Regions from separate parts of the Homo sapiens genome. Here region 2 is linked to region 1. Evidence: chromatin contacts called from ENCODE Hi-C or POLR2A ChIA-PET data. All regions are on one chromosome and are shown on one strand. Each heading gives the region's core, a stretch centred on a gene start or an enhancer-like site at or near the end of the contact. The rest is flanking DNA. Distances are from core to core; before and after follow the strand shown.

Evidence for each region. A loop is a pair of places that touch in the nucleus more often than their neighbours do. ChIA-PET counts read pairs that join two places held with the same protein, here RNA polymerase II (POLR2A). Pooled maps may share reads with other maps.
Region 2: POLR2A ChIA-PET joins it to region 1 with 13 read pairs in PC-9. The contact joins two enhancer-like sites. A Hi-C loop is called at or near these places in 3 of 50 pooled maps. POLR2A ChIA-PET finds 5 or more read pairs at or near these places in 9 of 52 experiments (Caco-2, GM12878, HEK293T and 4 more).

The regions. Positions count from the first base shown.
Region 1 is chr17:78,170,406-78,175,357 of GRCh38, forward strand. SYNGR2 (synaptogyrin 2) reads left to right here. Exons shown (of 4, transcript NM_004710.7): 2 at 412-649; 3 at 1,105-1,244; 4 at 1,334-2,315. The coding sequence ends at 1,531. TK1 (thymidine kinase 1) reads right to left here. Exons shown (of 7, transcript NM_003258.5): 6 at 4,645-4,764; 7 at 3,686-4,545. The coding sequence ends at 4,354. Among named protein-coding and RNA genes, the nearest start is that of SYNGR2, 4.3 kb to the left of the region's middle. RefSeq lists enhancers at 1,468-1,537, 2,358-2,627, 2,818-2,927, 3,488-3,617, 3,918-4,217. Within about 2 kb of position 2,011, at least 27 of the 41 ENCODE cell types and tissues checked have a DNase peak (open chromatin) inside an H3K27ac peak, as active enhancers do.
Region 2 is chr17:78,304,997-78,309,948 of GRCh38, forward strand. No RefSeq gene overlaps it. Among named protein-coding and RNA genes, the nearest start is that of LINC01993, 29 kb to the left of the region's middle. RefSeq lists a silencer at 3,382-3,604. Within about 2 kb of position 3,040, at least 6 of the 41 ENCODE cell types and tissues checked have a DNase peak (open chromatin) inside an H3K27ac peak, as active enhancers do.

The DNA of each region.
Region 1 (4,952 bases), core at 761-3,260:
AGGGGACAGCAGGCTGGGCGAGGTGGCTCATGCCTGTAATCCCAGCACTTTGGGAGGCCGAGGAGGGTGGATCACCTGAGGTCAGGAGTTCCAGACCAGCCTGGCCAACATGGTGAAACCCTATCTCTACTAAAAATACGGGTGTGGTGGAGGGCACCTGTAATCCCAGCTACTAGGGAGGCTGAGGCAGAATTGCTTGAACCCAGGAGGCAGAGGATGCAGTGAGCCGAGATCGCACTATTGCACTCCAGCCTGGGCAACAAGAGCAAGACTCCATCTCAAACAACAACAAAAACCCAAAAGGGGACAGCAGTAGTGGGAGAGGCCAGCATCTGTACACCCCATCAGGGTCCCCGCTGTGTGTGCCCCTCAGGCGGCCACCAGCCCTACCAGGTCCTCCCCTCCCGGCAGGTCTTCGCCTTGATCGTGTTCTCCTGCATCTATGGTGAGGGCTACAGCAATGCCCACGAGTCTAAGCAGATGTACTGCGTGTTCAACCGCAACGAGGATGCCTGCCGCTATGGCAGTGCCATCGGGGTGCTGGCCTTCCTGGCCTCGGCCTTCTTCTTGGTGGTCGACGCGTATTTCCCCCAGATCAGCAACGCCACTGACCGCAAGTACCTGGTCATTGGTGACCTGCTCTTCTCAGGTATCTGCCTGTGGCACCTCCATTTGATCTTGGGGGAGGCATTAACTCTAGGGTTCCGCAGCTGGGAGGGTCTCGGCCTCTCTGGGAGGGGCAGGGAGCAGCTCACTCCTCCAGGGCATTTTTAGGAAAGGGTTTTCAGCTAGTGTTTTTCCGTGCTTGAATGGCACCAGCCCTGCCTGGGGTAGCTAGAAGCTGAGTGGACCTGCAGCACACCCGAGCAGATGGGCTTTGCCTCTGCCCCTTTTGTCCCCTAGGCTGTCTGCTGTGGCCCACCCTGCCAAGGCCCGAGTGTGGGGGACTTTGGAGGTGGCTCCCGGCCCGGCTTCCAAGTCCTCCCCTCCATAGTGTGGAGGCTCCCCCGGGAGGTCCCTGCCCTACCTGCCCGCGTCCCCTCCCAGAGTCCTGGAAAGCCCCTCCCTTTCCATGGAACTGACGCTTCACCCGTCCTCCCCCAGCTCTCTGGACCTTCCTGTGGTTTGTTGGTTTCTGCTTCCTCACCAACCAGTGGGCAGTCACCAACCCGAAGGACGTGCTGGTGGGGGCCGACTCTGTGAGGGCAGCCATCACCTTCAGCTTCTTTTCCATCTTCTCCTGGGTAGGATGGCCAGGGGCCGGTTCTTGGGTCAAGGGTGGTGGAGGGTGGGGTCCCCCACCCACCTGTACCCTGCTGTGCTCCCCCTGCAGGGTGTGCTGGCCTCCCTGGCCTACCAGCGCTACAAGGCTGGCGTGGACGACTTCATCCAGAATTACGTTGACCCCACTCCGGACCCCAACACTGCCTACGCCTCCTACCCAGGTGCATCTGTGGACAACTACCAACAGCCACCCTTCACCCAGAACGCGGAGACCACCGAGGGCTACCAGCCGCCCCCTGTGTACTGAGCGGCGGTTAGCGTGGGAAGGGGGACAGAGAGGGCCCTCCCCTCTGCCCTGGACTTTCCCATGAGCCTCCTGGAACTGCCAGCCCCTCTCTTTCACCTGTTCCATCCTGTGCAGCTGACACACAGCTAAGGAGCCTCATAGCCTGGCGGGGGCTGGCAGAGCCACACCCCAAGTGCCTGTGCCCAGAGGGCTTCAGTCAGCCGCTCACTCCTCCAGGGCACTTTTAGGAAAGGGTTTTTAGCTAGTGTTTTTCCTCGCTTTTAATGACCTCAGCCCCGCCTGCAGTGGCTAGAAGCCAGCAGGTGCCCATGTGCTACTGACAAGTGCCTCAGCTTCCCCCCGGCCCGGGTCAGGCCGTGGGAGCCGCTATTATCTGCGTTCTCTGCCAAAGACTCGTGGGGGCCATCACACCTGCCCTGTGCAGCGGAGCCGGACCAGGCTCTTGTGTCCTCACTCAGGTTTGCTTCCCCTGTGCCCACTGCTGTATGATCTGGGGGCCACCACCCTGTGCCGGTGGCCTCTGGGCTGCCTCCCGTGGTGTGAGGGCGGGGCTGGTGCTCATGGCACTTCCTCCTTGCTCCCACCCCTGGCAGCAGGGAAGGGCTTTGCCTGACAACACCCAGCTTTATGTAAATATTCTGCAGTTGTTACTTAGGAAGCCTGGGGAGGGCAGGGGTGCCCCATGGCTCCCAGACTCTGTCTGTGCCGAGTGTATTATAAAATCGTGGGGGAGATGCCCGGCCTGGGATGCTGTTTGGAGACGGAATAAATGTTTTCTCATTCAGTCTCCAGTCATTGGTTGAGCCACAGCCTAGGGGTTGGAGGAAGACTCCACTCTGGGTACACCCTTAGGGGCTGGCTTTATGGAACTTGTAGTTTGAACAAGGCAGTGGCAATCCGCCCCCTCCAGCCTGCCTGGCTGGCCCCCTTCCCTCTGTCTGGGGTCGCATTCCGCACAAGCCTTTCATCAACATCTTAAAATAGTAACTGTGCTCAGCTTGTAAACAAGATGATTTTTCTGGCCTGCAGTGCCAGGGTCCTGCTGCTCCCTTCCTAGAGTGGGGGTGGGGGTACCTGGGAGTTGTCGGTGAATGCCCCTTTCTTGCACTGAATAGGGGTACCATAGGTAAGACCAGGTTTCTACCTTCCTCCAGGGTCAGCACCTCTGGAGCCTTCCTGGGACACGGCCTTGGCCGTCCAGCCCACCCCTCGGAGATAAGGCCCATCTCTGGAAGAGGTCAAGGCCCTAAAGCAACTTCTGGCTTCTTCTTTTGAGCAATGACAGAGGGAGCTGTCATCGGCAAGTCCCGATTGTTTAAAAATCCCCAGTACGAACTAACAGGGCACTGCTCCCAGCCTCACCCGATGGCTTTGGCTTGGGACACATCACTAGCGAAGGGGAGAGGGAGGCTGGGGAGGCCCTGGGAGTGGTGACCCTGCCTGCACAGGACACACCTTACCCCAGCGATGCTTGCCCCCAAGTGAGCTGCCAACAGCCCATCTCTGAGGCACAGCTGAGAGATGTCTTGACTCCTGAATTACCAAGAGTTTGTTTCACAAACAAAACCTGACCTCACAGGCCCAGCGGGCAGGACAGTGCCTCTTCCTTCCAACTGGGCCCCGGGCTCCTCTGTACACCCATTTTTGTCCTGACACTGGCCCAGACAGGAAGGCAGATGATGTTCTGCTTAGGACACACCCCATGATCATTTCTCAGTTCAAGGGTTGTGGTTAAGAGATCAGTATTACTACAGAAAGATCTGGGGGCCAGGTGCAGTGCCTCACGCCTGTAATCCCAGCACTTTGGGAGGCCGAGGCAGGTGGATCACTTGAGGCCAGGAGTTCGAGACCAGCCTGGCCAACATGGTGAAAACTCGTCTCTACTAAAAATACAAAAATTAGCCAGGTGTGGTGGTACACGCCTGTAATATCGGCTACTTGGGAGGCTGACGGGGGAGAATCACTTCAACTGGGGAAGCAGAGGCTGCAGTGAGCAGGGATTGCGTCACTGCACTCCAGCCTGGGCGACAGAGACCCTGTCTCAAAACAAAAGAAAAAAAGATCTGGAAGAAAATCCCCACCCAAATCAAGTTGGAGCTGTCCATGAGACCCAGGGAAACCCAGGTGAAAGAGAAATGTGCGTCCACCAACCAGTGAATTTTCAATTAGTTAATTTCATAAGCTACAGCAGAGGCGTGGACCCTGCCCTCTCCACACTTGAAGAGATAAGCCCCTGGGATCCAAGTCCCAGCAAGGTTGGTGCCACCCATCTTGGTGAAAGATGCTGTTGTTCCTGTGGAAACCATCACCAGAGGTAGGAAGGGCTTTGAGCCCAAAAGGAAACAAGAGGGCGTGAATCCAGGCCATCCTCAGGGGAGGGTGGGAGCCCATCCCAGGCAGAGAGGCCTAAGCCTCAGTGTGGGCCAAGGCTCAAAGGTGCTGGCACAGGCTTCCCAGGGAGAACAGAAACTCAGCAGTGAAAGCCGCAGAGGGGAAGAAGCAGGCTGATGTCAACAGCGTGGGGCTCTGTCCCTCACCCCAAGGAGAGGGAGTGTGCCAGATCCCAGGCCACCAAGCGGGGCCAGCTCCAGCCTGGGCGATCGTCCCAGCAGCTGAGAGGGAAGCTTTAAGCAGACCAGTGGGTAGGAGAGGAGGGAGCATGCGGCAGGTGGGGCAGCCACACAAAGGAGAGTTCCCAGAAGGCCAAGGTGTGGTCACCCTCCACGCCTCCCGACTTCCTCCTGGAGTGGCTGGGCAGCATGCAGGGCAGCGTCCAGTAGGCGGCAGTGGCAGGAAGGGAGCGGGCGGCCCTCGCAGGTCCCTCAGTTGGCAGGGCTGCATTGCAGAATCTGCTGTGGGGCAAAGAGCTTCCTGGCAGCCACGGCTTCCCCTGGCTTTCCTGGCACTGGGCAGTTCTCTTTGTTGTCCGGCCCGGCAGGCTGGCCTGAGGCCTTCTTGAAGTAGCAGAGCCGACACACGGAGTGGTACTTGTCTGCTCCCCCAATCACCTCGACCTGGCCGCAGGGACAGGGGATGGGTGAAGGGCCAGGACAGGAAGGAGGCAGAGCCATACCCCCACCCCGCCGGCCTGCAGGGAAGGCAGGTGGAGCTACCTCCTTCTCTGTGCCGAGCCTCTTGGTATAGGCGGCTTCCCGGAAGCACTCCATGCACACCGCCGTCAGCTTCACCACGCTCTCGGCCAGCGGCACCAGGTTCAGGATGGCCCCAAATGGCTGCGCTCCCATGGAAAGACAGAGGGCGCTCAGCCACCTTACCAGGTGGGTTTTTCTTTTAAACCCTCTGATTCACAAGCACTGAAGCCAGGAGAGTTTGCTCTGACCTTAGTCCTTCCCCCAACCCCCAGAGCACCATGCCCGGCTCTGTCCCTTTGCCAATTCAAAGCACCTGCCGCAACAGATGG
Region 2 (4,952 bases), core at 1,790-4,289, 140 kb after region 1:
CCTCCCTCCTTCCTCCCCTGGCCTGAGCTCAGCTCATGGAAGGAGGCCCTGTGTGCAGGAACCTTGATCTGCACCTCTGAAGGATGTCAGGGCAGCTTTTTCTCTGGGCCTGTATGACTCAGCGCAGGATTTAGGGCAGGTGGCTCCACCGTGGAGCCTCAGTTTCCTCATCTGGATGATGTGGGTGGACAATACCCAGTGCAGGATCCGTCCAGGCTTACATGAGACAGCAATATAGAAGCCTAGCTGATCACGGCCCCCAACACACCTTAACCCCTTCCCACTCCCCAGCTCCCCATCTCTAGACCGAGGGAGCCAATTAGGCTCTCCCGCAGCAACAGGTGGTGAGATAGAAGCTTCGAGGTGGAGGTAAAGAGTGAGGACTGTGCAGCAATGAGGAGTGGCCCAGATGGGTCTCCCTCCCTTCCTGTGCCACTTCTGCAGGCCCCAGTGCCTGAGGGGTCCAGGGCCCTATTTGGAGAGCTCCATGGTGGAGGAGGCTGCTCCTCCTTCCTGTGGACCACTCCCTGTCCCAGGGGCTGCTGACCCTGCTTCACTGCCTGGTGGTGGATGACGAGGTCATTATGAGATTAGCACACACTCCAACGCTGGGTGGAGAAACTAGGGTGGGAGCCGAGATCTTCTCCAGCTAGTTCATGCCCTGAACAACATGAGAAGGAAGCTGGGGATGGTCTCACACTTTGAGCTTCTCCCACCTGTCAAGGTTCCCTGTCTTCCTTCCAGAGCCCTCTTCCAGCCCCTGCAGCCTCTGTCCCCACTGCCATCCCTTGTGTGGTGACCAGTCTCCAAGATGGCCCCCCAGATCCTTGTCTCTGGTATTCATGCCCTTGGGTAGCCCCTCCCACACCGAATCAGGCAGATTCACATGACTTCAGGTCTAGGGCATAAAGCATCGCCTCTTCCATCTGGTCTTTCAGCTCAGATACTCTGGGGGAAGCCAGTCACTATTCCACGAGGAAGTTCAACTACCCCACGGAGAAGCTCATGTAAAGAGGAACTGAGGCCACCAGCCAACAGCTGCATGAATGAGCCACCTTAGAAGCGATCCTCCAGCCCCAGTCAAGCCTTCAGATGACTGCAGCTCTGACCACCATCTCACTGCAGCCTCATGAGAGACCTCAGGCCAGAACCACCCAGCCAAACCACTCTTGAATTCCTGACCCACCAAAACTGTGAGAGGTAATAAATGATTATTGCTTTAAATGACCAGGTTTTGGGGTGAACTGTAATATAGCCAAAGTAACCAGAATACCTTGGGAAATTGTACCCCGACTCATTGAGAAAGGCATCCCGGTGTGTCTCCTCTCTGAAAGCTCAGTCCTCTGCAGGCTGCTGTGTTAGTTTTCTATGCTGTGCAACACATTATCACGCACTCAGGAACTAAGACAACACGCACATTTACTATATCACAATTTCTTCAGGTCAGAAGTCTGGAAACTGGCTGGGCATAGTGGCTTATGCCTGTAATGCAAGCACTTTGGGAGGCCAAGGGAGGAGGATTGCTTGGGGCCAGGAGTTCAAGGCCAGCCTGGGCAACATGGTGAGACTACACCTCTACAAAAAAAAAAAGAAAAGAAAAAATTAGTTGGGCATGGTGGTGTGTGCCTGCAGTCCCAGTTAGGAGGCTGAGGCCAGGGGATCACTTGAGCCTAAGAGTTCGAGGTTGCAGTGAGCAGTGATTGTGTCACTGCACTCCAGCCTGAGTGACGACAGCCTGAGTGACAGAGTGAGACTCTGACTCTTAAAAAAAAGTTAAAAAAAAAAAAAAAGGATAAGTCTGGAAACTGCTTTACTGCATCCTCTGTTTCAGATCTCCTCAGGTTGCAAACAAGGTGTCAGCTGGGCTGGGTTCTCATCTGGAGGCTCAACCGAGGAAGGCTCTGCTTCCAGAGCCATGCTAGTTATTGTCAGATTTCATATTCTTGCTGCTGTGTGCCTAAGGGCCTGAGGTTTTTGCTGGCTGGAGGCTGGAGACCACCTGCAGTTCCTAGAGGCTGCCAGCACTTCCTCACCTCATGGGCTTCCTCAATGTGGCTGCCTACTCCACCAAGCCAATGAGGAGGATCTCAGTCCAGTCAGCTAAGTTGGAGTCTTTTCTAATGTAATGTAATCATGAGAGTGATGTCATCATCTTTGCCGTGTTCTATTGGCTAGAAGAAACTCCTAGGCTTTGCCTACATGCCCAGAGGAGCTTACCCAAGGGTGACTGCTTGCAGTCATTTTAAGGTATGTCCACAGTTACTGATGGGGGTTTTCTTTGGCCAGAGCCTTGCTGGCTCTAAAGAGGGAGAGGGTCTCTGCCTCATGACTGGGTGCCCCATGACATGCATTTCCTGATCTCCATCCAGTTTTCTACAGCAGTGAGAGCTAAGAAGACTGGTTTCCCAACAATTAGGCTTTTTTCCCAGTTAAGATGGAATAGTCCCATTTGAATCATGCACGTTTGTTGGTTAACATGATTCTAACCCAATTCCTACAAAATAATGACTCTGGTACCACAATTGAGCTTACTGTGTGCCAGACACCAAATTAGGTACTTAAAAAAAATTGAGATGCAATTCCATTACGTTGCCCTGGCTGGTCTTGAACTCCTGGGTTCAAGTGATTCTCCAGCCTCAGCCTCCCTAGTAGCTGGGATTACAGGTGAGCGCCACCATGCCCGGCCTAATTAGGGACTTTAATTCATTATCTTATTTAAGAATCACAACAGCCTTATGAGTAGGTATTATTATTTTCAGGGAATATTCCTTCTGAGGCACGGAACACACAAGTGAAGTGTCCAAGGTCAGCTAATAGCTGTCAGCCAGGGCTTTTTGAAGCCAGTGTAAACTGCCCGAAGCAATTAGCAGGAGGTTGTATCACTGGCTCCCATGCAGAAACACAAAGGCTTAGAGCTGGGCCTCAGGCACAGTTGGATCTAGATTCACCAGTGATGTCACCTGGAAACTGTCCCTCTCCATCTCCCAGGTCGGCTTTCCTCTGCCATAGCTTCGCCCTCAGGCAGGCTCTCTCTAGCGGTAGCAGAAATGGCTGCAGCCAGCTCCAGGAAAAGGCCGGGGCTGGATGGCCTTGGCCTGGTTGGGTCTTGTCCCAACCGGGTCTGGACCAACTAGGGTGTGCATGCGGTGTTTGACCAGCCCTGAGCAGGTCAGGCCCATCGCTGAGCCACATACAGCAAGAGTGATGAAGGGGTAGAATCCAAGATGCTTCCACAAAGAGAAGAGAAAGTGGGTGCTGAGCAGGCAACAGCACTGGATGGCAGCCTGGGGACAGAACTAGATTCCAATCCAGTTCCATCTGACTCCAGGGTGCTGCTGTCAGTCACTGTGCTGAGAAGAGTCCCGGGTGTGGCCAGGACCTGTACTGGGTGCCAAACTCACTCCCAGGCGAGTCCTTCCCGGAAGGGGGGCACCGTGAAGGCACAGGCCCTCTGTAGAAAATAGGACACGGGCGGGGGAACAGCTTGCTTCTTTTTTTTTTTTTTTTTTTTTTTTTTTTAGAGATAGGATCTCACTCTGTCATCCAGGCCAGAGTGCAGTGGCATGATCATACCTCACTGCTCCCTGGAACTCCAGGGCTCAAGTGATCCTCCCATCTCAGGTTTCCAAGTGGCTGGGACTATAGGTGCAGCACGTCACCATGCCTGGCTAATTTTCTTTTCTTTTCTTTTTTTTTTTTTGAGACCGAGTTTTGCTCTTCTCGTCCAGGCTGGAGTGCAATGGTGTGATCTCCACTAACTGCAACCTCCACCTCCCGGGTTCAAACAATTCTCCTGCCTCAGCCTCCCAAGTAGCTGGGATTACAGGCACCCACCACCATGCCCAGCTAATTATTGTATTTTTAGTAGAGACAGGTTTTCACCATGTTAGCCAGGCTGGTCTTGAACTCCTGACCTCAAGTGATCCACCTGCCTTGGCCTCCCAAAGTGCTGGGATTACAAGCATGAGCCACCACACCCAACCTTTTTTTAGAGACAGGGTCTCACTCTGTTGCCCAGGCTGGCCTCGAACTCCTGGGCTCCAGCGATCCTCCCACCTTGACCTCCCACAATGCTGGGATTACAGCATGAGCGTGAGTCACCGTGTCCGGCCTGAGGGGCAGCTTTCTTTCCATGCTAGGGAGAGTAGAGCAGCTGAGTTAAGAATGGCTTCTGTTACCAGCTTTTCCATGACCAGCAGTTATTGCTTGGGAGGATTTGGGATGCTTCTTGTTGCAGGATTTAATCCCTGCAGCAGCCCTGGCAGGTAGGAAACATCACCACCCCCATCAGGAGGGAAGCTCGAGGCTCAAAGTCCTCCAGACCCAGGAGTCATGGGTCTTAATCCCTCACTTAGAGAGGAGAGAACTGAGGGCCAGGGAGGGGAATGACCCCTGAGCTTCCTGTCCCTGTCCTGGGTACCTCTGGTCTCACCTCCAGTCTCCTTTGATTGACATTGTATTTTTAGATGGGTAATACATTCATATGGTTCAAAATTCAGTCGTGAAAAGAGTTTACTGAGAAATGTCTGTCTTTGCGATCGGCCGAATAATGGGCCCCCAAAGGTGCCCATGTCCCGATTCCTGGAACCTGTGACTATGTCACCTTATATGGCAAAAGGGACTTTGCAAATGTGATGAAGCTTAGGCTCTTGAGATGGGAGATTATCCTGGATCATCTGGGTGGGCCCTAAATGTAATCACAGGGGTCCTTCTAAGAAGGAGGTCTGAGAGATCCCTGCCTGCTGACTTTGAAGGTGGAGGGAGAGTGTCTTAGCATGAGCTGCCAGAACAAAATTCCACACTGGGGGCTGAAACAACAGACACTTATTTCTCACCATTCTGGAGGCTGGGAAGTTCAAGGTCAAGGTTGTGGCTGACTCAGTTCCCCGTGAAGTTTCTCTTCTTGACTTGCAGAGTTGCCTTCTTTTTATTTTTTTTTTCAATTATTTATT